3 separate regions of the Homo sapiens genome follow, and all the other regions are linked to region 2. The links are chromatin loops, found by intact Hi-C in ENCODE. Cell type or tissue: IMR-90. All regions are shown on one strand. Region 1 overlaps LOC105376567 (a long non-coding RNA gene). Region 2 overlaps LINC02751 (long intergenic non-protein coding RNA 2751). Region 3 overlaps SOX6 (SRY-box transcription factor 6).

Region 1 (8,000 bases), 66 kb after region 2:
TGTCAGGAGGCCTGAGTAGCTCTAGAAAGCCATGTGGAAGGGGATGCTGGAGAGTGGTCCTAAAAGCTGCAGAGAGCCCGGGTGATAGAAGGGGGCTGGGCTTTTCCTCCCCGGTTTGAAGCTTTGAACCTCTTGGGCCCAGTAGGTGGTCAGCAGGGTTGGGAGCATTAGCATTTGTTTTTTCACTTTGATCCTTTGTCTTTTAAGTGTTGTGGAAGATCTGGCTGGCAGGAGCCTGACTCCTCCAAGAAGAAGGAGGGGGACACCTTGATTGATCTGAAGAAGAAAATGAGCATGAAAATGTGTCTTCAATAATAGGAAGCCCAGTCTCTTCTTAAAGCCCATTAATTGACTCATTCTTGACCCCACGCAAGTCATGTCCTTGCTCCTCCTGCCTCTAAATTTTCTTCGTCTACAAAGTGGGAGGGTTGGTCCAGTCCAGTGATTTTTCAAACTTCGCCTTTTAGCATCAGAATCTCATCTTTTTTCTTAATTCATACGCAGATGCCCAGTACTCAAAGCAAAGCACAGCTGCTCTGACTGAAGCTGGAGACAGGGATCTCAGCCTATTTGGCCCCCATCCTGAGGGCAGCTGAACCCCCAGACTCCAAGGAAGCCCTGGCAACACAGTTTAAAAACCTGTGGACTAGATGATATTTAAGGGCCCATTTTGTTCGAGTTTGTAATTCTAGATTTGTCACACAGAAAATTGATCCATGTGTAGCTGTTTATTCCATGTATCTGTAGGAAGAGAGAAAATACGGAGCCTCCTATTCCACCATCTGGCTGATATTGTCTCCCTTTATAATTCTAAAGTTGCCAGGCAAGGTGGCTCATGCCAGAAACCCCAGTGCTTCGGGAGGCCAAGGTGGGAGGATCACTGAAGGCCAGGAGTTTGAGACCAGCCTGGGCAACATAGTGAGACTTTGTCTCTAAAAAAATTAAAATAAATTCTAAAGCTAAGCCCTAGGAATTAGGGAGGGCAGGGACTCTAGTTCAGCTATATAAATGAACTGATTAAAAGTCAGAAATGGAAAATGATTTACCCAAGATGTAGGGCAGACTCTGTTTAAATATTTTAAATCTTGTTTCCTGGCTGGGTGTGCTGGCTCACGCCTGTAATCCCAGGACTTTCGGAGGCCAAGGCTGGTGAATCACCTGAGGTCAGGAGTTTGAGACCAGCCTGGCCAACATGGTGAAACCCTGTCTCTACTAAAAATACAGAAACAATTATCTGGGCATGGTGGCACATGCCTGTAATCCCAGCTACTTGGGAGGCTGAGGCAGGAGAATTGCTTGAATCCGGGAGGCAGAGGTTGCAGTGAGCCGAGGTCATGCCACTGCACTCCAGCCTGGGCAACAGAGTGAGACTCCATCTCAAAAAAAAAAAATCTTGTCTCCTGTTGTGCCTTCATGTGGAGATCATGCACTCTAGCCAAATAAGAATACTTCAAGCTCCCCAAATGCGCCATTTTCTATTATTTCTCCATGCCCATGTAAATGCTCTTTCTTCTACCTGCCATTTAGTAATTTATATTCTCATCAGACTATTGAAAATGGACATTTATTTTTAAACTTGGCTCAAGGGCACCTCTTCTGTGAAGACTGTCCACAATTCTACACCCTTTTTTTTTCTGCCTGCATAATGCTGTAGAGATGCTTGCATCATCATCCATCACCCAGAGGGCCATAGTCAATTTTGGCTGCTACAATAAAATACCTTAAGCTGGGTAATTTATAAACAACAGAATTTTTTGCTCACAGTTCTGGATGCTGGGAAATCCAAGATCAAGGTGCCAGCCAATTCGGAGTCTGGTAAAGGCCTGTTCCTCATACCTAGTGCCTGCTATGTGCCTCACATGGTGGAAGGGGCAAACAAGGGACCCTGGGCCTCTTTTATAAGGGCACTAATCCCATGATGTGGTTCAGATATCAAATCTCAGATTGAAATATGGTCCCCAGTGTTGGAGGTGGAGTCTGGTGGGAGGTGTTTGGGTCATGGAGGCAAATCCCTCATGAAATGCGCCCTGCCTGTAGTAATGAGTTCTCACTTTAATAGTTCACGTGAGAGCAGGTTGGACACACTTGCTCCCCCTTGACCTTCCACCATGACTAAAAGCTTCCTGAGGTCTCACCAGAAGCAGATGCTAGTGCCGTGCTTTTACAGCGTGTAGAATTGCAAGCCAAATAAGCCCCATTTCTTTAGAAATTACTCAGTCTAATAGCCAATTTCTATTATATATATTATAGGAATTGGGTTAGATAGATAGGAAAAGTTTTCCCTTTCCTCCCCATTCAAGGTGAACTTGATAGAACTAGAAGATCTAAGAAGGAAAATTTTTTTTTAAATGGAGGGGCTTTTTTTTTTTTTTTTTTTTGCACCATCTTTTGTATTCCAGATGGCTTGGGAGTGATGCACACTCCTTTTTTTTTTTTTTAGACGGAGTCTCACTCTGTTGCCTAGGCTGGAGTGCAGTGGTGCAATCTCGGCTGCAACCTCGCCTCCTGGGTTCAAACAATTCTCCTGCCTCAGCCTCCCGAGTAGCTGGGACTACAGGCGCTCGCCACCACCCCCAGCTAATTTTTTGTATTTTTAGTAGAGACGGGGTTTCACCCTGTTAGCCAGGATGGTCTCCATTTCCTGATCTTGTGATCCGCCCGCCTCAGCCTCCCAAAGTGCTGGGATTACAGGTGTAAGCCACCACACCCGGCCCCAATGCATACTCTTTCTGGTAATGAATTGAAATCTCATACCATTCACTGGTCACAGCCTCACATAATTTCCATGACAGCCTTCAAAGCCACATCCCCACAATTTAGCACTACTCAGAGCACAAGAGGCCTTTGCTCAATGGCCTATTGATATCTGCCTGCTTTCTGCAGACCAAGATCTTGGGCCAGATGTGAGGGGCAGGTACAGGGATAGGGAAAAAGTTATATTCAGATATCAAAGGAGAGAACTGAAGAGTAGTTACTTACCCTAAGTCTCCTTGGGATGATGGTGCTTCCACCACTGAGATCTCTAACAGAGAGGAACGGAAAGAGGCATTGTCTACGGAAACCTGGTCAAGACGTTGGTAAATTTCCTCAAGCTTCTTTTCACTCTATGATAGGCCAGAGTTCAGGTCTTTAAAGAATGTTGAGTTTGCACTATTTGCCAAGCACCATGCTAGGCTCTGGGGCATCAAAAGTGAAAAACTACATGCCTATTCTCAAGGGTCTGCAGGCCCAGATATACTGCACAGGATCCCTGAGATCTAAGTGCTTCCTCACCAGAATTATCAATGGAATTCTGAACCAAAAGTGGCAGAGAGGGAATCAGTTTTTCTGGCTCCTTCATTCTTTTGTCCACATTCTTTGTTGTTCACTGATCTGGTCATGTTTTTATTTGAGAACTGAAACTATTTGCAGTGCATTCTCAGTCTTTCATCGGCAATTGCTCAGTTTTACTGACTTCATCAGCTGTGCTTACAATACTCAATTGTATTTACATTGCTTTAGCCTCTTCTGTCCTCGTTTGCCACTGAACCAGCACATAAAAATGCAACTCTAGTACAATGGAAACAGACTATGATTCTCTTCAATGATGTCTCTCATTAATAACTGTGGCCCAAAGGAAGAATCAATTAAATGAAATAATATATACAACATATTAAGACTGTGTCAGGCATGTAGGAGGCAGCCAATATGTGTTAGCCATTGTCATTAGAAATATATACATATCTTTCAAATCGACGGTTACCTGGAAGAAGTCCCATTATTCAAAGTCCTTCTTGGCTCTCAACATCAAGTGGCCTCTTGACTATTGCAGCTGGGGTTTGGGCCACCTGCTTCCGACTGCTGCTGGTTTCTCTGATTAGCATTTTCATTCCCACCTCAAGTGGGTCATGTCTGCTCTTCACTCATTACCCCACCCTTACCTTGAACTGTCAATGGAGGTAGAGAAATGTGCATTACCCATTAAATTTTAATCATACATTGAGGGCAATGTAAGGCCATTCCATTCAACAAATGTTACGAGCACTTGCTGTGTGCTGTAAGCTGTGCTCAGTGTTGAAGCTATAGAGATAAATGAATCACAATGCCTGTCTTTCAGACACTCCAATATGTAAACAAAGTGAAGAATATTGACTACATTCAGTTGTGAATAAAATGTTCCCTTGCATTATGGTGAGTGTTTCTGGACACTCCTGTTTAAATGGAACCATCTCAACTACAAAGAAGACCTAGCAACATCCCTGATTTTTTCCACAATCAAAACAAAACAGTATGGCATAGTATTTAAGGCAGATAAGAGAATTGTTAAACAACTATTTTAACTCACTCCCTCTATCACCTCCTATGGGAAAAGTGCTCTTTTGCCCCCATTCATCTTGGGCGTGGGGCATGATTCTGTACTGGTAGAAGAAACAGTGTCTAAGTTCTGAGCCTAGGATTTGAGTAACATTATACGTTTCCACTTACTCCTCTAAGAGCTTCAAACCTCCTCCATGAGAAGAACATTCCCCAGAAAACTGCTACTGGATAGCCTGGGCTCACAGTAAGATGTGTGGGACAGAGCTGAACTTGACTTCAGGCCTGAAACACCCATCCCAGCCCCTTGTGAATGCATGTGCTAGACATCAATGCTAGCTTTTTTTGTGTCCTGAAATCCTGTGGTTGTTTGCTACACAGAAAAAGCTGCCTAATTCTGTGTTCAAGATCCCTTGCACTTTGCCTACTATCTCTAGCCTCATCTCTTTTTAGCCATACCAAACAACTCACCTCTTCCCAAGCCCACTGTGTTCTTTCAAATTTCCATGATATTTCTTGTGGAGTTTCCTCCGTCTGGAATTGTCTTCTTCGTCTACTCAATGTTCAAAGCCAGAATAAAATTCACACATTTCACTTTTGTAATGATGCTTTTCTCTATCCATCCTTCTCTGAACCAAAACACAAAAAACAAAGAAAAAACTAATAACAGTTTGTTAATTCATTCAATGGGCATATGGTCAGGGGCATGCTCTACAGCATGTTTATGGGCTTCTTCCTCTACGTGAATCCCAAGCTCTTTATCCAAATCCATTATAAGCCCTTGTCACTTTGCACTGCAACTGGCTGTTTAGAAGGCCTGCTCCCACTAGCCATTGTCTCTTCTAGTGCGGAGGCTCTCTCTTTTATCTCTAGGTCTGGGTGTGAGGACACACACAAAGTAAATGTCAGTTGAATTCAATCTCCCTAAAAACTTACCAGTTGACAGGTAAAAATAGCCAGTTCTCTGGTAGAGAGAAAAAGAGGTCAGAAGGACCCACAGCTGGGGCTGATGTTGCTTCCACCTGCAGGCCTGGCCCTGCCCCAGTTCCAAACCAAATCTGACTAAGGCAGGAAGTCCTCAAGCATCTTCAGAATCCAGTCCAATGGGGCTTAATGTTGATTCTCTCTGTTTATTAGCCTCATCTGTGAGTCATTTCCCAGGCACTGAGTTCAGGATTCCACTGTTTTTCCCAAGTTGCCTCTCCATTGGTCTGGCGTGGGGGTGGTTTGTGTTAACCACCAAGCTTCTGTGCTGCCCTCCCGTCACCTCCAATTAGCTAGGGTACCTCTAGAGAACTCAGGTTTTCAGCCAAGACTTTTTACTAGGTGCTTTCTGGTGTAAGACTAGCCTGTTTGGTCCCAAGTTCAGGTAGCTTCTCTAGCCACCGATTTCCTCTAAGGGGCAAGAGGGACCTGCTTTGCTCCTGCCAACCCCTCTCCAGTTAGTGAGGTTCTGCTCCTGATGCTCAGCTGGTCTCTGGGAGTTGCTCTCTATACCAGCTACCTTGGACTTTGACAATTGAGTGTAAAATCTTCAATAGAGTTTGGTTACTGCAATTACCACTAAATATTCAGCTCTTTGAGAGTAGGGACTTTACTCCAATATATGGATGGGGCCTGTTTTCAATATGCCACTGAAAAAACACTGAATGAATAAATGAAACGATGAACACCCAGCCTCAGAGCTCCCCTTTCATAGGATAAGGGAACAATAGAGTGAAAACAGCCATTTGAAACAGTCTTAAATTTCATGTCTGTCTCCCTCATCTTCTTCTTGTCTTGCTGATCCTAGCAATTCCCATCTCAGCCTAAGCTCCTGCATCTCCATCACACTACCCCCAACTCCTAACCCCCAACCAGTTTCTCATCTTAACTATTTTGGCCACTCCCTTTTGGCATAAAGATGAATGTTCCTTGTGGAGTGAACATGTGTGAACCACCTGTGAGGTATGTTCCCATCTGCTGAGGTCTGGAACCATTGTCCTTAAGTCCTGCTCTCAATGGAAGCCCTAGAAAAATATGTCAACCATTTACACTCTGTCTCCAGGGCCAAATTTGAGTGTCAACTCTCAACCATAAGTAGAAAGGGCTGCACCATGGGCATTTTGCCTGTTTTGACAGGAGAACCTCTGCTTCTGCCTTTAGCCCCTGCATCTATTTCAGCTGCATCCCTTGCTCCACCCGAAACACACACCACACCATCATACTGAGGTGGTTGAGTCAAGGGAACCAACTGGAGGAGGCTTTGGCAGAACTCAGAACTTCCCCATTGCCCTCTAATGCCAAGGTGATCAGCCCAGCCTCACTGTTAAATTCCAATATGGGATAGAGAAAGGGAGACAGCCTAGGAATCTTGCTCCCTCCCCTGGACTGCCGGTTTCTGTTCTCACAGCCCCTGAAGCAAATGATTCTACTAGGAGCCCCCCATATAAGATCCCACCCCATCTAGAAAAGGGGAGAGAAGTCTAAGACCACACCCCAAGTCAAGCAAGAGCAAGTCCCCATCATGAGGAATGTAGACCTTTAGAACTGGGACCAGTGAGAGCTTCAGAGAGATACCAAGAAGCAGATGGCACAGGCAGCATTTATCCTTCACTCAAGAAACAGCTCTGAATTTTTCAGTGCAGATTCAATCAGCTGCTGAGGAGTCCCCAGCTCCAGGAGCTGCAGGGCTGGCAGTATGTCCCTAGGAAACAAAGTCGTGGAAGAAGAGTGCCTTTGGAACTCTTGTGAATCACCTAATCTCAGAATCATGAGGACTAAAAGGGCCAGAGAAAAATTGCAATCTAGCTAATCCCCTAAAACATCTCTGATAGGAGGTCTTTTTATTTTAGAACACCTCAGTCAACAGAGACCTCGCTACTTCCCAAAACCATACACAGTGTCACACATTGTGTTCTTTCTTAAATTGAGCTGAAGTCTGCTTGCATGTCAGATAAAGTGTTAGATGATCTCTCAACTCCTCCGTCTAAGCTCCCATGATGCCCCAGCTCTGGGGGGCCCAGAGCATCCCCCAGATAGTCTAATAATCCCCAGTTTACTACATTTTTCTAAAATGATCAGGATCTTATTTCTCTTTAAATGTCCCTTTGGGGCTAAGAAGAGTGTCTAATAAGAAGATAAAGTTGTGAGTTCAGAAGCCCATTTTAGGTCATTAAAATACTCTGATGTCTTCAAGGAATTTATTTACACCCCAGCCAAAGGGGAAACATCACCCCAGCTTAAGTTTGCCAGTTCCCCCCAATTCTGGGTCAGTGCAAAGGACAGACCCCACCCCACAATGCTCCCTTTTCCCCCTCCTCCACAACTTCACGTCTGCACACACTTCTCATCTCTAACACCCCTTTGCCACTGGGGCTGTCTTTTGTTACATGCAAATTTCACATAAAATCCTTCAAATGAAAACAGGTACTTTTCATTTTGCTCCCATAAACAGACACTTTCTAAATATTTAGACATCTGTATATAATGCCCTTAAACTGTTTGTTCTGAAGCATAAATAGGTATCTCCGTGTTTGAGTTAGTGTCTGATATGTTTCTCATTTAAGGAGAAAACATAAAAAATAATTGGAATAACTACAGCCAGGAACAATGCTTACACAGCATGTCAGTGTCTTTTATTGTGTCTTAAAGTAAAAGCTTCAGTTGTAAGAGTCTTTCTCCCCCATCAAACAGAAGCACAGCTCTTGTCTGCTAACCCTCCACAG
Region 2 (8,000 bases):
CAAAGTACCAGAAATATATTGGGACCTGAAAAAATGCATGTAATCCTTTGAAGCTTGAGTCAGAACTCATAGTTCATCCGCTTCTCTATGCTATCATGAGGTTCAATTTCTAACAGATGAATGCTTAATCATAAAATGCCCCACATACCAGCTAATACGAAATTCATCATTTGGCCTTAGAGTGGGTTTTGTCAAGGCTTGATGTCATATACACACTTTAATAACACACATCAATAGTAATTTAATGAACATTTACTACATGTTGATCACTGTGCTAAGCATCTCATTTATTCCCATCATAAGATGACGAAAGGGAAGCTTGGAGATGTTGAGTGTCTTGCTCAAAGTCCCATTGCTATTAAGAGGCAGAGTAGGAGATAGAAGTCAGCACTAGGGTGAGATCAAAGCAAGTATACACCTGCGAAGCCTCGTATGGGTGCCACAGGTGAAACAGGTTTCATCTGGGAATGTACATTTGGCTTCTTCTATCCCCTTTTCAAATGCTAGGAAAAGTCAACATCACATTTCATATAGATGGAATTGTAGACTCAGAGTCAGAGACAGAGAAAACATAAGGATGATCTAGTTCAATGCTGCTCCCTTACAGATGCAGAAATGGAGGCGCAGAGAGGTTGCTTGACTTTCCCATGGTAAAACAGGATGAGAGTGTCTTACCTCTTATAGCTTATACATTAAGATAAAAACAAACATATAAAAACACAAGATTATCTTGTTTTGTTCTATCCTCATTTCTTCACATCCTGTGCCAGACATCAGCTCCCTCCTTCTCTTTCCTTTTTCTTTACTCATTTATGTATTGGTTCAACAAATGTTTATTGATGCACTATTGTGAAGTTACATTCAGGGAAGAGACAGGAATTTAGGAAGAATAAGTAATATAGAGCAAGAGAGAAAAAAGAAAAGTAAAGAGAAGAACAAAAAAAGTAACAGAGAAAGAAGTAGAGAGAGAAATAAATACAGAAAGAGAAGGAAGAAAGGAAGGAAGGAGGGAAGGAAGGAAGGAGAGGGAGGGAGGGAGGGAGGGATGGAGAGGGAAGGAAGGAAGGAAGGACAACATCAACTGGCCACTTTCTATTGGATAGACACTTTTCCAAGCATTTTACATGTATTAACTCATTTAATTCACCCAGAAACCCTATATGGTAGTCACTATTCTTATCTCCAATTTAGGATGAGGAGCCTGTAGCACAGAGACCTGAAATAAATCACCCAAGGTTGGAGGGCTGGAAGGTAGCAAGGCCAATATGCAAACCTGGCAGATCTGGCTCTAGAGGACTTAGTTGGGATCTATGCATGTAATCGTGTTGTAATGTCCTCCATTTGCCCTGATGGCCACTGGAAGTGGATTAGATACTTACAGTAAGAGCAGTATTGCTCCTGAGAGTCTTTATCATCTTTTCTCAGTGGAGAACCCTCATCACGATTTGTCATGGACCATCAGTGCCTAAGATGCGAAGGGAGAAATGTATTGCACATAAAACCATCAAGCAGAGGATCCTGTAAGGGAAAAGGATCATGGAATTTAGAGCCATGGGACCCAGGGTTTAGCTGTGTCCCTGCCACTCCCTAGCTATGCCATGGGATGAGTCAATCCATCTCTTCAACTGTCTGGCTCCTCATGTGGAAAATGGGAATTATAGTTGATCTGACCCTATCTACTTCAGAAAATCAAATTAAGGTGAAAGAAGTTTACAATATCAAACGTCAAAACCAGTGTGAAATCAAACACAACCACCAGTCTTTCTCTCCTTAATTTTGTGTAGATGTTTATTAAAATAGAAAGAAAGAAGCTCTGTGGGGTTGGGCGGTGCTGAATTTAGAATGAGGATGATGGAGAAAACCCAAAAAGGAAGGCTTAGGTGATGAGCTTCCAGTGGGTAAGGGGAAGAAGGTGGATTATTTAGGAAGAAGCAGAAAGGGCCCTGTGGATAGTTAATTGTCTTTGGATAAATGGATGGTTATAGTCATTCATTCATTCATTCAATTAGTATTTATTGAGTGCCTCCTATGTACCAATGACAGTGCTAGATACTGGGGTACAGTGGTTTAGAGAAGAGACACAGTTCTGGTCCTCATGGAGCTTGCAGTCTGCAGAAAGTCAGACACTGAACAAAGATGCACAGAATTTAAATGCATAATAATAAACTGTGACACATGCTATGAGACCAAGGAAAATAAGAATTTTCTATAAGAGAGAAAAACAGTATTGGGTAGGTGAGGACACACTGAAGGACTCAATGCCCTAATTAGTCAATGCCATAATTATGGGAATAATTCCCATTCTTCCTCCCCACCACTCACCAACTGCTATTTGAAAGGTCATAGGTCTCTGCTCCATACAGGCATGTACTATTTTAATTCAATAAGCAATCTTTTGAGTGCCCAATAAAAATATGTGGGTATATCCCCAGGCATCAGGTGTCAACCTGCCTTCATAGTCAGCCCTGGCTGCAGCCCCCTTTGATGGGATCCCTGCATATCATTTTTATTCCTATTTTACAGATTTAAAAAATGTTCACAATAGTTCAATGATTCATCCAAGACAACACAGCTAGAAAGTCCAGACCAGGGTTTAGGACTTTTGATAGCAAATCAAGGGCTTTTTCTGTTCACACAGAATAAAATCCTAACCCCACCAGGTCCAGGATGTCATGTCTTTGCCTCATCTCTTGCTACCTTCCCTCTTCTTTACCCTGCTTCATCCACACAGGCCTTCCTAGGATGCAAAAAGATTTTCCCTGCTTCAGAGGCTACGCATCAGCTCTTTTTTCCTATGTCTGGAATGCTCTTCCTTGATTTTTTACTTGGCTACCATCTTTTATTTTTAAATCAGCTTTATTGAAGCATAATAATAATAATAATAATTATCATTATTATTATTATTATTTTTGAGATGGAGTTTCACTCTTGTTGCCCAGGCTGGAGTGTAATGGTGTGATCTCAGCTCACTGTAACCTCTGCCTGTCAGGTTCAAGCGATTCTCCTGCCTCAGCCTCCCAAGCAGCTGGGATTACAGGTGCACACCACCAGGCCCAGCTACTTTTTGTATTTTTAGTAGAGACGGAGTTTCACCATGTTAACCAGGCTGGTCTTGAACACCTGACATCAGGTGATCCACCCACCTCGGTCTCCCAAAGTGCTGGGATTACAAGCGTGAGCCACTGAGCCCAACCTGAAGCATAATTTGTATGAATAAAATTCACTCCTTTTCAGGGTTCAGTTTGATGAGTTTTGACAACTTTATAAATACACTTAGGCAACCACCGTTACATTTCCATCACCTTGGGAAGTTTCCTCCTGCTCCTTTGCAGTCCATCTTTTGCCTATACCCCAGGCATCCTTTTCATATAAGATGCAGTCCATCTTTTGCCTATACCCCTTCCTCCTTTTCATCTAAGTTTCAGCTTAATTATCGCCTCTTCAGAGGCCTTTAGAAGCAATGCCTTCCCTGACCATCCAAAAGCTCTCTTCCATGCTCCTCCTCCTTCATTCTCTTTCAAAGAGTCTGGCTGTTCTCTTTCTTGCACTTACTACAAGATGTGCCCATTTTATCGACTTACTTGTTTGCTCTATTTCTGTCTTCTCCAAACAATATAACCTCCATAAGGGAAGGGTCGTTGTCTTTATTAATGCTTGTAACCCCAGGGCACAGTGCTTGGCACATAGTAGAATAAATATTTATTAAATGCATGAATGAATGCATGGATAAGTGGTACTGCATCCTTCTGTGTGCAAGTAGCTGAGGATTCATGGCTGAATCAGAGATGATTTCTATGCTTATGGAGTTCACAATCAAATGGAAGTCTTGTGACAGGCACACAGATAACACCGACACAGATAATCCCTAATGCTTGGATAATGCACTACTATGCACGTATAAGCCATTTACTGTGTGCCAGGCCTTGTTCTAATTCCTTTGTATATATATATTCACTCATTTTATCCTCATGGCAACCGTATATGGAAGTTACTACTGATATTGCTGGTTTAAAGATGAGGAAAACTAGGAGTTTTCCTAGTCAGGCTGAGTCACTTACCGCAGATAAGCTAGCTTGTGAGTGGAGAAGTCAAGATTTGGGACCATGCTATTTTGCAGGGCTGCCTGATCCATGCCCCAAGAGAGGGTCACATAAGGGATCCAGAGAATACGGAGAAAGCTGAAGGCAGGCCCAGCTCAGACTCAGGTCAGACTTGCAGGGCAGGCGAAGTTCTAACTCTGGAAACTGGAAACCGGGACAATTGTCTCTGGAAGCCCTACATCAGGTCCAGTTCAAGCAGCCAGAGACAGCCCTCCAAACCCAGGGGCAGGATTTTCAGGCCTCTAAAGGAGACTATAGCCGGATGGGGAGGGAGTGGCTTGCCCTCGTGCCCCTGTGTCCCCAGGGGTCCAGTTACCCCAGTGACAGTGCAAGCCAGAGCATCAGGGCTTCAGGTGGCCAGCTGAGTTGTTCCCACAAGGCTGCAACACGTATCCGGAACACATTGGGAACTGGGGCTCCAGGCCGAGAGGCCTGAGCGCCGCCTGGGGATCTGGTCCATCTGGGTGGCAGCTTCCCAGAGGCCTGCCGCGCTCGGCCTGCAGTTCTCCGCTGCGGACGGTAGGTGGCAGCGGGTCGTGAGAAATGGCCCTCGCCTGGCCCTGGCTGCGGAGACCCAGCCTGGAGAAAAACGTGGCTGGGCTTCGGCCGCCGAGCGAGGGAGAACCGCGCCCCCGGGGTGGGGCTTGGGGGCCGCCCTGGGACTCGGTGGCTTCTGCCCGAGCGGAGGTCAGCGAGGACCCGGGAGGCAGCGCCTGGATGGAGCTGGACGGGGAGGGCTCTGCTGGGGCTCCTGGTCCCCATGCGGCTGTGCTGTCATGGGGAGCCCTGGGGACCCTGGCACCCTCGTGAGGGCCCAGCCCGCCGACTCCTTAGCCAGAACTTGTGCCCAGCGTGGGAATTTTCTTCCTGAGCAAACAACTTTTTTTTTTTTTTTTTTAACTGAGGAAGAAACTGCCCTTCAGAGAGGTTAAGGGACTGGCTGTGGCCACATGGCTCTTGCGTGGCTGTGCAGTTATTAAAACCTGGTCCTGTCTGACGAGAATCGTGCTTTTTTCCACTGTGCCAATACCCAGTGGGGGATTCCCTGGTGTGAGCGCCTGGGGATAACGGGGGTGTCTTCTAGTCTGCATTTACAGTGAGGAACTCGGCTACGCCAGGGTGTGGCCATGGGCCCCCGCTCCCAGGCACTGTGCAGTGAGGGGGTGGCTGAGACGACCGCTGGATGGCCTTGGAGAGCCCTAATTCCCTCCCAAGCCCTAACTCTCCAGGCCCCCTGCCCTGGCAGCCTCTGAGCATTAAATCTGACCAGACCTGCCCCTGCAGGGTCTGAACTCCGGACGCCCCCCACCTCTGTCTACCTACTCTTATTGTACTGGATTTCAACCCGTCTCCCCACCTCTGACATTTGAAAGCACTTTTACTCTCGGGAATTCGTTAGCTCTTTACAACCACCCCGTAAGGCAAAAAAAAAAGAAGGGATGTTTACATTTACAGAAGAGGAAACCGAGGCCTCAGAGAAGTGATTTGCCAAAGGGTACCAAGCAAGTTCGCGGCTGAGCCGGGTCTTGAACCTTAGGTCTTCATAGCTGCCTCCTGCGACAAGGCGGGAGCAGCGCTGGTGCAGAGCTCTGGAGCGGCCGGCAAGCCGAGCAGCGGAGGCCCTTCCATGCCTCTTCCTCTCCCGGAGGCAGACGGGGAGCGGCCGACAAATTAATTCACGCTATCTTTACATTATGTATAATGCGGCATGATTTTATTTTGCTTCATTCCCGAAATCTTTTACAGTAATTAGTAGCGGAGTAAAATATAAAAATTAATGCAATATAACACTTTAATGGTAATAATACACTATCCTGTCTAATTAATAAAATCTGTTGTTTCCAAGCACGATTATTTATTTGACAAATTGATAGCACACATCCTGTTCATACCCTCTTTCCTAGCTCCCATCCTTTCAGTTTATCGAATAAAACTGTAGCAGGAAAATAAACAGATTGTCTTCTGACCTGACAAGCAAGTGAGAAATAAACCTCTCACTCATACATCCCTAATTGTTCTCAGCAATATCCTCTAACACATGTCCAGATTGCTTAAAAATGAATCTTGATTCCTCCCCCCCGCTTTTTTTTTTTTTTTTTAAATTGCGTCTCCTTATTTTAGAGAAAAGAGACCTTTCCTCCCTTTCCTCTGGGTAGTGTTTATATCGGGGCAGTTGGAGGGATATAAATTTTGTGACTGTGTTCAGAAATTCTGATGGCCTTGCTAACAGAGTGAGGCGATTGTTCAGGCCATGCCAAAGAGAGAGAGAGAGAGAAAGAAAGAGAAAGAGAAAGAGAGGAGGTCCGGGCTGCTCTGAGCCGCTGCCGAAGAACGCTGAACCCATCGCGAAGGCTGCAGGAGAGGATCAGCAAGGGAGCAGGGAGCAGTGAGGTTGCAGGATTGTCATTGGGAGTTGGCAAAAACGAAACTGGGGAAGGGGTTAGGGCAGGATACCCAGACCTGGCAGTATTTGCAGGTAGTACTAGGGAATAAGGAACAAGGTCCAGCATCATTATGTGTGGAACTTGGGATGAAACAACGATCTAATTACAAACCCGAATGCATGCTATTTTATGTAATACGGGGGCATTTTACATGCCAAGTGTGAAAATGCGAAAGCATTTTAAGCTATAAATAGGGCCTCAGAGATAGAGATACAGAGAGACATGGAGACAGATGGAGAAAAAGAGAGAGTCAGACAGAGACAGAGAGAGCACGCGAGAGCAGGACAGAAAGAGAGAGAGACTTACCATCTGCAGGTTATTTTGCAGCACTTTTCTCTGAAAGAAAAATTATGTGATGTGATCTGTGTTCGGGGAAAAGCTATGCTATCCTCAGCTTTCAAGCTACATTTACTATAATAAAAAAGGAAAAAAAAATCTCCAAGTGCACACAGGTGAAAAAAGTCACCCTCTCATGGAAACTGGCCTCAATACAGAAAAAGAGATACACACACACACACACACACACACCCCTGCTTGCACAATCCATGGATGAGTCTCCAGAGTCCTTTCTTTTGTATAGAAAAGTTCTACGATCTTATGGGCATTAGGTTCAACACACATACACACACACACAGACACACACAGGCACAATGCAGATATGTGCACATACCACCACTACACACACACCCTTTTGAGCCCAGGCCCTTGAATCAGTGCAGTCATGCCCCATTGGTGAGACTCCCCAGGCCACTTCCTGGGCCACCACAGTAATCCCTACCTTCCACTGAAGTCTGAATACTCTGATTTTATTACCCACCCCCACCTTTCTCTCTTGATCCATCTCCCCATCCCCACCACCATTGTGCTAGTGCATTATTTTAATAATAAAAATAATAATTTAAATAAAATTCTTCCAGGCTGGGCGCAGTGGCTCACGCCTGTTATTCCAGCACTTTGGGAAGCTGAGGCAGGTGCATTGCTTGAGCTCAGGAGTTCAAGAACAGCCTGGGCAACATGGTGAAACCCCATCTCTACCAAAAATACAAAAGATTAGTCAGATTTGGTGGCATGTGCCTGTGGTCCCAGCTACACGGGAGGCTGAGGTGGGAGGATGGCTTGAGCCCAGGAAGCAGAGTTTGCAGTAAGCCGAGATCACGCCACTGCACTCCAGCCTGGGCAAGAGAAAAAAAAAAAAAAAAACTTCCATAAAATAGGTGCTGACTCCAGTTTTTGCCAGCACACAGGTATGCAGAAGGTGACCAACAAGTTTGAATACTTTACCTTTCTGAAAGTGCTCCCCTATGAATTGTTTAAGGGCAAGGGTTACTACACTCACTTTATAGATAAGGAAACAGGTCATTTCTTTCTGAAGGGAAACAACTGGGATGTTCAGTGAAAAATCTTTACTGAACACTATGGGTGGGTCAGGTACTATTCAAATGCTTGATAGGCATTA
Region 3 (8,000 bases), 340 kb after region 2:
AGAGACTTCATTTTCTCCAAGTGCTAAGAGCTCTTGCTCAGATGGCATAGCCACACTCATGACTGCCAGCATAGGGCTATGAGGCATATTTTGAGACAAAGTAGTAAAGACAGTTCCTCAGTCATTTGGCATGATGGGGGCCAATACCTGAATTTGAACCTTTGCTCTTTATCACCTTTCTGTAGCCATAGAAACTCTCTAAAACTCAACTTCTTTATCTTATTTAGAGAATTATGTGACTTATATATCTAAAATCCTAGTATACACTAGATAGTCAATAAATAATAGATGTTATTAAATTGTTTTAGTTTTTTATTTTTACATGCATTGGTACATGTTGTGGTATTTTGATCTAGAGCTGTTTTAATGTACCCTTTAGTAAAGGGAACTAAATTCAATAGTATTACTGCAACTCATATTTTCAAATAAGTATTACACCAAGGTATTAAAACAGCACCTTTAGTAGCCTTCCAGACTGGCGGAACAGCCCCACTATGTATCACTACATACACAGGGAACATGACTGAGGGAGGGCAGGAATCACAAGAGGTCCCAAACTTAAACTTTGGATTGTTCAAAAGAGATTATACACAATCTTAGAGGTGTACTAACGGGATTAAAAGAGAATGTTTATCACATAATCTTAAAGTGGACTATGAATTAGTATTTTTCATAAATCCTCTAATTATCAGCTGAATAGCCCAATTATACCACATTGCCCTTTTTAGCGTTAAACGCATTACCTTTAAAAATGCAAACATTTATAATACAGAGGAATTTGATAATCCTATTTTGTCATGTCTTCATTTATTAACATACTGGGATCTTTTATAATAAAGTGGCTTAAGCTTCTCTCTACCTCTAAAAGGTTCTGCCATGGTATAAAGAAATTCACTGATCATCTGGTGTGATATAAAATATGGTTTTCTGTGATAGGAAATACATATTAAATAGTAATGATAATGCTAGAGTTCACCTTTATTGATATCGTATTAAGCACTATATAAAGTACTTTTAAAAGCGTTGCCTCATTGGATCTTCTCAACAATCATACAAGATAGTTTCCACTATTCATTTCATTTTACACATGAGAAAACAAAAGTTAGAGAAGTTTAATAACTTGCCCAGGTAGGTGGCACAGTCAGTATGTGAACCCCAGAAGTCAAACTCCAAAGCCCACGCTCCTCCCGAAAACACTGCAGTGTATTGCACAGATTCATGACCCAGACTACGTTCATTGGCTTTGTTTTCTTACTCTATTTACTATTCCTTTTAAACACATGCTCTGAAAACAACTTTTTGTTCCACAGGGTTACCTCTTGAGTGCCCTTAAAAGTGAATAGCTCTTGGCTTCTCCTTTAAGGTACCTCTTTTTCTACCTTCAAGTGAAGCTCTCTTAGTTTCCTGGCACAGCACAGCTCCTCAATTCTCCTCCAACTTCACAGCAAATGCAACTTCCCTCTTGCTTACTCTGCTTCTCTCTCTCAAGCTCTTTCCCAAGTGTTTCCCTACTCTGAGTCCAGCTGCTTCAGGTCTGTGCCTCAAATGGCCCTCTGGATTTGCCACCCTGCTGTGCTTCTAGGTCTGGGTATGCTGGAATCTACAGTCATCTGCATCCCCACTTATCCTGACTACTGTGGTTATGAGGGGCCTCTTTTGAATGCAGACAGCCAGTCAGCCAAGTTGAAATTTATACCAGAAATCTATTACCTAATTTTTAAACAAAATGACATGAAATCAGACTTGAAGATATCAAAAGCATGTCTAGTTTCTGATTTAAGCAAGAAAATACACATTGTTACTGCTCCCACCACAGAATAATTTACTGCAACAGGAGTTCTGGATCTTATGCCAAAAATGAGGTCCTCTAACCAATGTCGAGGCCAATTATCTTGTGGTAGATCCCACAACAAAAGCAGACTATTGTGATTAGAGTCAGAAGCACCACCCAGAGAAGCTGGAAAGCTTATGGGGATTTCTTAAGGTTAGTTTTTATTTTTCCTCCCTGTGTATCTGCTTAAATAAACTACCAGAAACTCTGTGTGTGGCCACTGAGCATCTTAAATTGGCTTGGGAGACAATGACAGGGGTGATCAGCTGGGAGTGAACTGTTCCAGGTTTGGCTTGATTTGAGCAAAAGCCATGGTGCAAGGCAGTGCCCCTATGACACAGCAAAGATTCTCATGGCCAAGCCCCTTCAGTATGCCACAACCTCCTCTTTCCCTAATCTCCTTCCCAAACATACTGCCAGTAGCCATCCTATAGTTACTTACCGCAAAAGTAAAGCCCAGGTGGCTAAATTCAGGAATACTTACCCCACAGTAAAGAACTGCCTCATCTCCTGTCTCCGAGACCTCATCAGTTGCTTATACTCCCCAATCCGAAGCTTTTTGCCATCAACAATGCAGGTGCGTTTCGGTCGGGGTTTGTATTTATAGTTTGGGTACTTCTCTAAGTGGATCTTGCTTAGCCGGGCCTGCTCTTCATAATAAGGTTGCTTCTCCTGGTTGGACATTGATTTCCAGCGAGATCCTAGAAATAAAAATAGCCTTAAGTACCCAAGTGGTCAAGGCAACATATTCTAGGCAAACACAACTAGATATACCTTCCCATCACTTCACTCATCTGTGCGCTGGGTGGCTCCAATTCCCACATACCACTGGCTGTCCCAACTATACTTTTAGTCTATAACACAAAGAACAATTTTGCGTATGATACTTTCTTGTGTTATTTATCTCAATAGTTTAAGACTGATGCTACTATAGTATTTTAAAATATATCTTTGCTGCTTAAAGATCATTGCCTACACCAAGGTCTTTCCCCATCCACCTGCCTACCCTCTCAACAGGGATAAAAGGCTAAACCTCCTAAGCATACTTTTGAGCATGACAGGATTCTCAGGAAAAGCTTTGTTTGTCCTAGAAATTCAAACATCTCCCAAACTCCAAGTATCTTTAGTGAAACTATCCTTTGACAAGATGTCAGCAGATGTTGAAATCATTCCATATATAAAAAACTACTGTGCACAAGTCTGCCATGGCCTAGGTAATTAAAAAACCTAAGCTCTACCTAAGAAGTTATAGCTTTAGAACCGGAAGATACCATTGGAATTATATATACCATTTTCAAGTACTATAAACGCTCATTCAAAGCTGTACCAATAAAAGTACAAAAATTTTAATACGGTTTATACAGGAAGAAGGATAAGTATTCACTTCTCTAATATTGTTTATAAAGAATTATCTAAACACTTGATGAAGAGGGGATGTGTTTTTTTACATGTATCAAATTGCATTTTTGTGTCTCGCTGGTGAATAAAGCGGTAACAGCTGTGCAGACTGGATGTTAGCGATTCTTCAGTGGAGATTTTTCATACATAAACAAATGGAAAAGTTGTACAAATATTCTCTGCAGCCAGCAATATCCTAGTCTGCTTTAATAGCACATGCATCCCTGCTCTTTCCTGATTGTTGTTCAAAAGTTGTGTAGAAGGCCTAAGCAGATAGGCTTCTCTGTGTTCTGCTGGTTTCCAGCAGCTTAAAGCCCCAATTAACGAAGAATTCTTGGTGCTCTTGAAACGCTTGCACTTAAAACTTTACATTTTAATGAATATACTTACTATATTCCTAATAATTTTTTCACAGAATGCACACAAATAATATAGATTCCCCACAGCTGCCAAAATGGAAACAGAGAGGCTCTGTGCCCATCTGAAGGCTTACTCATATTGCTACTAAAAGGGCAGAAAAATATGAAAATCTTCAAGTTAGATATAAAACTGTAAGGCCAGAGAAGCACTGATTTTTTTTTTTTTTAGAATGTCATTTAACTAGAAAAAAAAAAATGTATGTCCACTAGGAACATTTTGGTTTGAAAGATATTTAAATTCAAAATAACATCCCTATGCATAACTCTGAAGCTCTAAAAATAAAAACCACACTTAATTGTAATGACATTTAGTATCCATTTTGAAATTAGAAAATCAAAAAAAAAAGAAAAACATATTTAACATTTCACCACTATTTGATCTTATGTATGTTTTAAATTTTTCTTAGAGGTCACTGCCTCAAAATGCCTCAGAATCAAGTTAAATTATTTATACAGTGACAAAACATGTGTATCTGTGCATGTCCAGATCACTGATATTTACTCAGGTTAAATATTTATTACTTTTGAACAAAACATTTAAAAAATTAAAACCACAGTTTAAGTCTCTAATGTTTTTCAGCTTCTTAAATGGCTTCCTTTGAGATTTTGTCACATCGTGACAGCTTTAAGTAGAGCAGTGCCTTCTGTGTTTTTCCTTTTTAAAGAGGAAACATGTTGACTGTAATGCTGCATGTTGAATAAAATATGTTTAACATGTTGAGCACAATAATTCCAAGCTGTACAATCCACACTAGGCAAGCTCTACACTAATAGAACAAGGCTTGAGTTTAATCCTGAGAAATAGAGAATCACTCTGGCAATTTACCACAAACTGGGCCTCTCCCCTGCAGCTCGTGTGTTCAGCTCACTGCTATGAAATTTGAACTAGTCATATCTTATTAAAATAATTGTAGATTTATTTTACAAGTTTTAAAGTGATCATCAGAGGCACTGTTTTGCACTCCATGAATTTCATACCATTTTGGGTTTCTAGTCCTTGATGAATTCTTTCAGTGGGACATATAAACCCAAGAACACTAAAGCAGAAAACTGTAGGGTCTATGAGTACTTCATAGCAACATATGAATTTAAGAGAACTGCACAGTAAAAGGAGATAAAGCTTGTCTCCACGATTCTTGTTTAGCAGTGACCTCTCAAGAGTTGCTAAATTCACAGTATTAACACATACTATAAATAGTTTTGTCTCTGAAATAAGTGTTCAGACAGTCCTGCCCTGGCACCTGGTGGATATAATAACTCCCAAACCTACATGCCACATTATGGGGTGGGGGAGGCAGACGTGATGACGAAGGCTCCTGCGGCAGCTGGCTGACCTTCGTCTAACTTGCGCCCGCCACAATCTCCCTTAGGATCCTAGTTATCCCCTTGCTTCCCACCCTGGTGGCACTCATGGGATTTGCAGGGGAGAAGATCAGCTTTAGCTGCACTGCTGCACTCACCTAAGATTTTGCTAATGTTGGAGTTATGCATGTCGGGGAAGGCCTGAAGGATTTTTCTCCTCTCATCCTTTGCCCAAACCATGAATGCATTCATTGGTCGCTTAATGTGTGGCTCGCTGCTGGCACGGCCGCGGGCGTCCCTGTAGACTCGTGCTTCAGCCACAGTGGCACCTCCTGTTGGCCAACAATAATACTGCTGTAGTTTAGCTGCAGAGCCATTCATTGCTTTACTTCCTGTAATGTCAGGGCAGGAAGAACAAGATGAGTGGAAAGCGTTATTTTGTGGATAATGTCACACAGCTTGCCGCCTGGGTCAGCTGTTTTCCCCAGGTCCTCCTCTTCTTTTCTAAGTGACTTCTTGGAAGTAGAAGGCAGGTTCAAATGACAGTTCTACAGGCTCTTCTGATGTAGCCCTCAAAGACACACTAAGAATTAATTTTGTGTGTGTTTTATACACCCTACCACATTTACTACAATAAATGGTAGGTGATCACAGAGCAATGAATGACATTACCTTATGGTAAACTTTCCTGCTGTAATTCCTTTCTTCAAAAACATGCTCTTACTGGTCATTTTAGACTCATTTGCCCCAGATCACAACCACTCTATATGTTTCCCAAAAATAGAATTGTTTTTCACAATATTGTCTTGACCTGTGCTCTTCTCACTGCCTAGAAGACACTTCTCCTACTCTTTCATGCTAAATCCCATTCAACCTTCAATCATGTTTCATGATTGAATGAATTAATTCAATGAAAAATATTTATTGAGCAATTACTATAACCTAGGTTTTATGCCAGGTGCTAAGGAGACCATGGTAAATAAAACAGCTCCTGCTTTTAAGGAGCTCACAGTTCAGAGTAAGGACAGACAATTATAACAAAGTGGGTGAGAGGTGCTACAATACTGACATTAACAGGGCACCAAAAAAGCACCAGATAGAATGGTCAGCTAGTGCTTCCTAGGAGATGTGATGTCTAAACCGAGTCTTCAAGGATGAATAGGAATCAACAAGTGAGTGGGAGAGGGAGTAAAGTCTGATGGGAAGGGTAATTCAGGGTAAAGGAACAGCACTTGCAGTGATGCTCCCCAGGCTGCACTCAGTCCTCTTGCTTTCAGGAGACATGCCCCATAGTAATTATTGTTTATGTGACTATCTCCCTCCTTTCCACTCCTCTCAGGAATACGAGATACCTAAAGTTAATGATTATGCTGTACTTATTCTTGTATCCTCAGGATTTTTCACATAATAGATAATAAAATATTCATTAAGCAAAGATTATTTGGTTTTCAACTCATATGCAAAAGTCATAGACTAAGAGGCATTTATTTCAAGCGTCCTGTTCTATTTTTCTGTTGTTTAAGGGTAGTTCTTTAACATCTATGAAACTATGCCTAAATTCCTGATGCTATATAATTTCCAAAGAGCTGACTCTAGTAACATACTAGATTGAAAGCTCCCTGAAGATAGGGCAAGGGATGGGTCTTATTCACTGCTGTATTCCTAGGATTCAATAAAGTACTTGGCACATAGGATTTCAATTAGTAAAATATGTTATATTAATGCATGAATGAATAAATAAATGAATGAATGAACATAGTTCTTACTTGTTTTCATGCACCCTATACCAGGGCGATATACTGATGTATACTTTGTGATGTGGCAACTCCTGAATATCTCCTACAGACTGAGAACTTCTATAATTAAAGGTAAAGTGGTCAGACTGATAGCCTCAGACAAGGCTTCTACCGCATAACAGGAAAGTCTACGCCCAGAAGTTTAGAAGCAAAATATACATTAAAACCAACATTTCTATTTTCTGGAAAAAGTAAATCCTTTCTGCTCAGTGAAGTTATTATACAGGACCAACATGATTCAATCAATCTCTGGCCCTTCCTCTCTATTTTTAGATACCTTGGTTAAGTAGACATTTGTTTGTGTCAAAGCCAGTAATAAATTACAACATTATAGTGCACTATTATTTAGCAAATATGGTTATCATTTACTGCAAACAAAAGACAGTATAAAAGGGTGGGATTGGCTAACATGAATTTTTTTCTAAACAGGAAGGAGGGCAGAAAGGCTACTTTCTGAAGATTATACAAAAATAACATATTTTATAAACAGCCCTTCTTTTAGGCCTACTAGACAGAATGATCCTTTACATGAAAAGTCTTAGATCCCAAGATGCATAACTAATATGATACCTTTTTGCCACGATACCCACAGTACATTAATTTCATTTAAAATGCACTGACCATACAGGATAAATTGATTTCACTTTATATGGGTTTGACAGCCATGTTTATTGCGCAGTGAAATGTAGTGTAGCTTCCAGCTGACAATATCCATCAACACAGGGCAATATGCTGACTGCTGGGCCAGATGAAGGCATACATTACTCTGGAAGTGAAACACTCATTCAGATACGACAGTGTCTTCTCCTGAGGATCACCATGGTAATTTATGATGCCCTCAGTGCCATTACTTTACAACTGACATGGATTCAGCAATTTATATACTGACATGCATTCACATAAAAGGAGACAGGTTTGTGGAGAATGTCAGATGCAAAAACATTTCAATATTATTCTAAGTTAACTGCTATGCCACAGGTGATTAACATTTGAGCCTGCTTTTACTGTTGTAGCTTTCTCTCCACCTCTAGCAAAACCAAATAGTCAGCTTCCATTTATTTCTTCATTTAAAATATGTATTTCATCGTAAATGGGAAGTTTTACTGTCTCAAAGACTGACAGAGATCATAGTGGATTTTTAGATGCTGGCTTTGGTATAAACATTCTAGATTCTCTACTCCATACCAATAGAGTCTCCCAGATATGCCATACATATGCCCAATCTCTCTCCCACACATGCTGTACCACAGTCTT

What was found. A loop is a pair of places that touch in the nucleus more often than their neighbours do. Peaks named below come from ENCODE experiments on the same cell type or tissue, not always from the same donor. Only the 100,000 strongest peaks of a DNase experiment are listed, where the experiment ranks them.
Region 1: a loop joins it to region 2, with 2.2 times the contacts of the local background. A loop is called at or near these places in 5 of 110 quality-filtered maps.
Region 3: it touches region 2 in a loop (4-fold over the local background); 8 of 110 quality-filtered maps call a loop at or near these places.

Annotation. Positions count from the first base shown.
Region 1 is chr11:15,711,357-15,719,356 of GRCh38, forward strand. All of the region lies in intron 2 of LOC105376567 (a long non-coding RNA gene), which reads right to left. Among named protein-coding and RNA genes, the nearest start is that of LINC02751, 160 kb to the left of the region's middle. RefSeq lists an enhancer at 1-783. In IMR-90, no CTCF peak of the experiment used is centred here; DNase peaks (open chromatin) are centred at 3,465 and 5,405; H3K27ac peaks cover 656 bases.
Region 2 is chr11:15,645,557-15,653,556 of GRCh38, forward strand. All of the region lies in intron 4 of LINC02751 (long intergenic non-protein coding RNA 2751), which reads left to right. Among named protein-coding and RNA genes, the nearest start is that of LINC02751, 97 kb to the left of the region's middle. RefSeq lists a silencer at 4,758-4,847. In IMR-90, a CTCF peak has its summit at 4,620 (motif pointing right); a DNase peak (open chromatin) is centred at 4,655; H3K4me3 peaks cover 613 bases; H3K27ac peaks cover 1,294 bases.
Region 3 is chr11:15,983,889-15,991,888 of GRCh38, forward strand. SOX6 (SRY-box transcription factor 6) reads right to left here. Exons shown (of 16, transcript NM_001367873.1): 14 at 5,109-5,342; 15 at 2,316-2,532. Among named protein-coding and RNA genes, the nearest start is that of MIR6073, 18 kb to the left of the region's middle. In IMR-90, no CTCF peak of the experiment used is centred here; a DNase peak (open chromatin) is centred at 3,333; H3K27ac peaks cover 2,839 bases.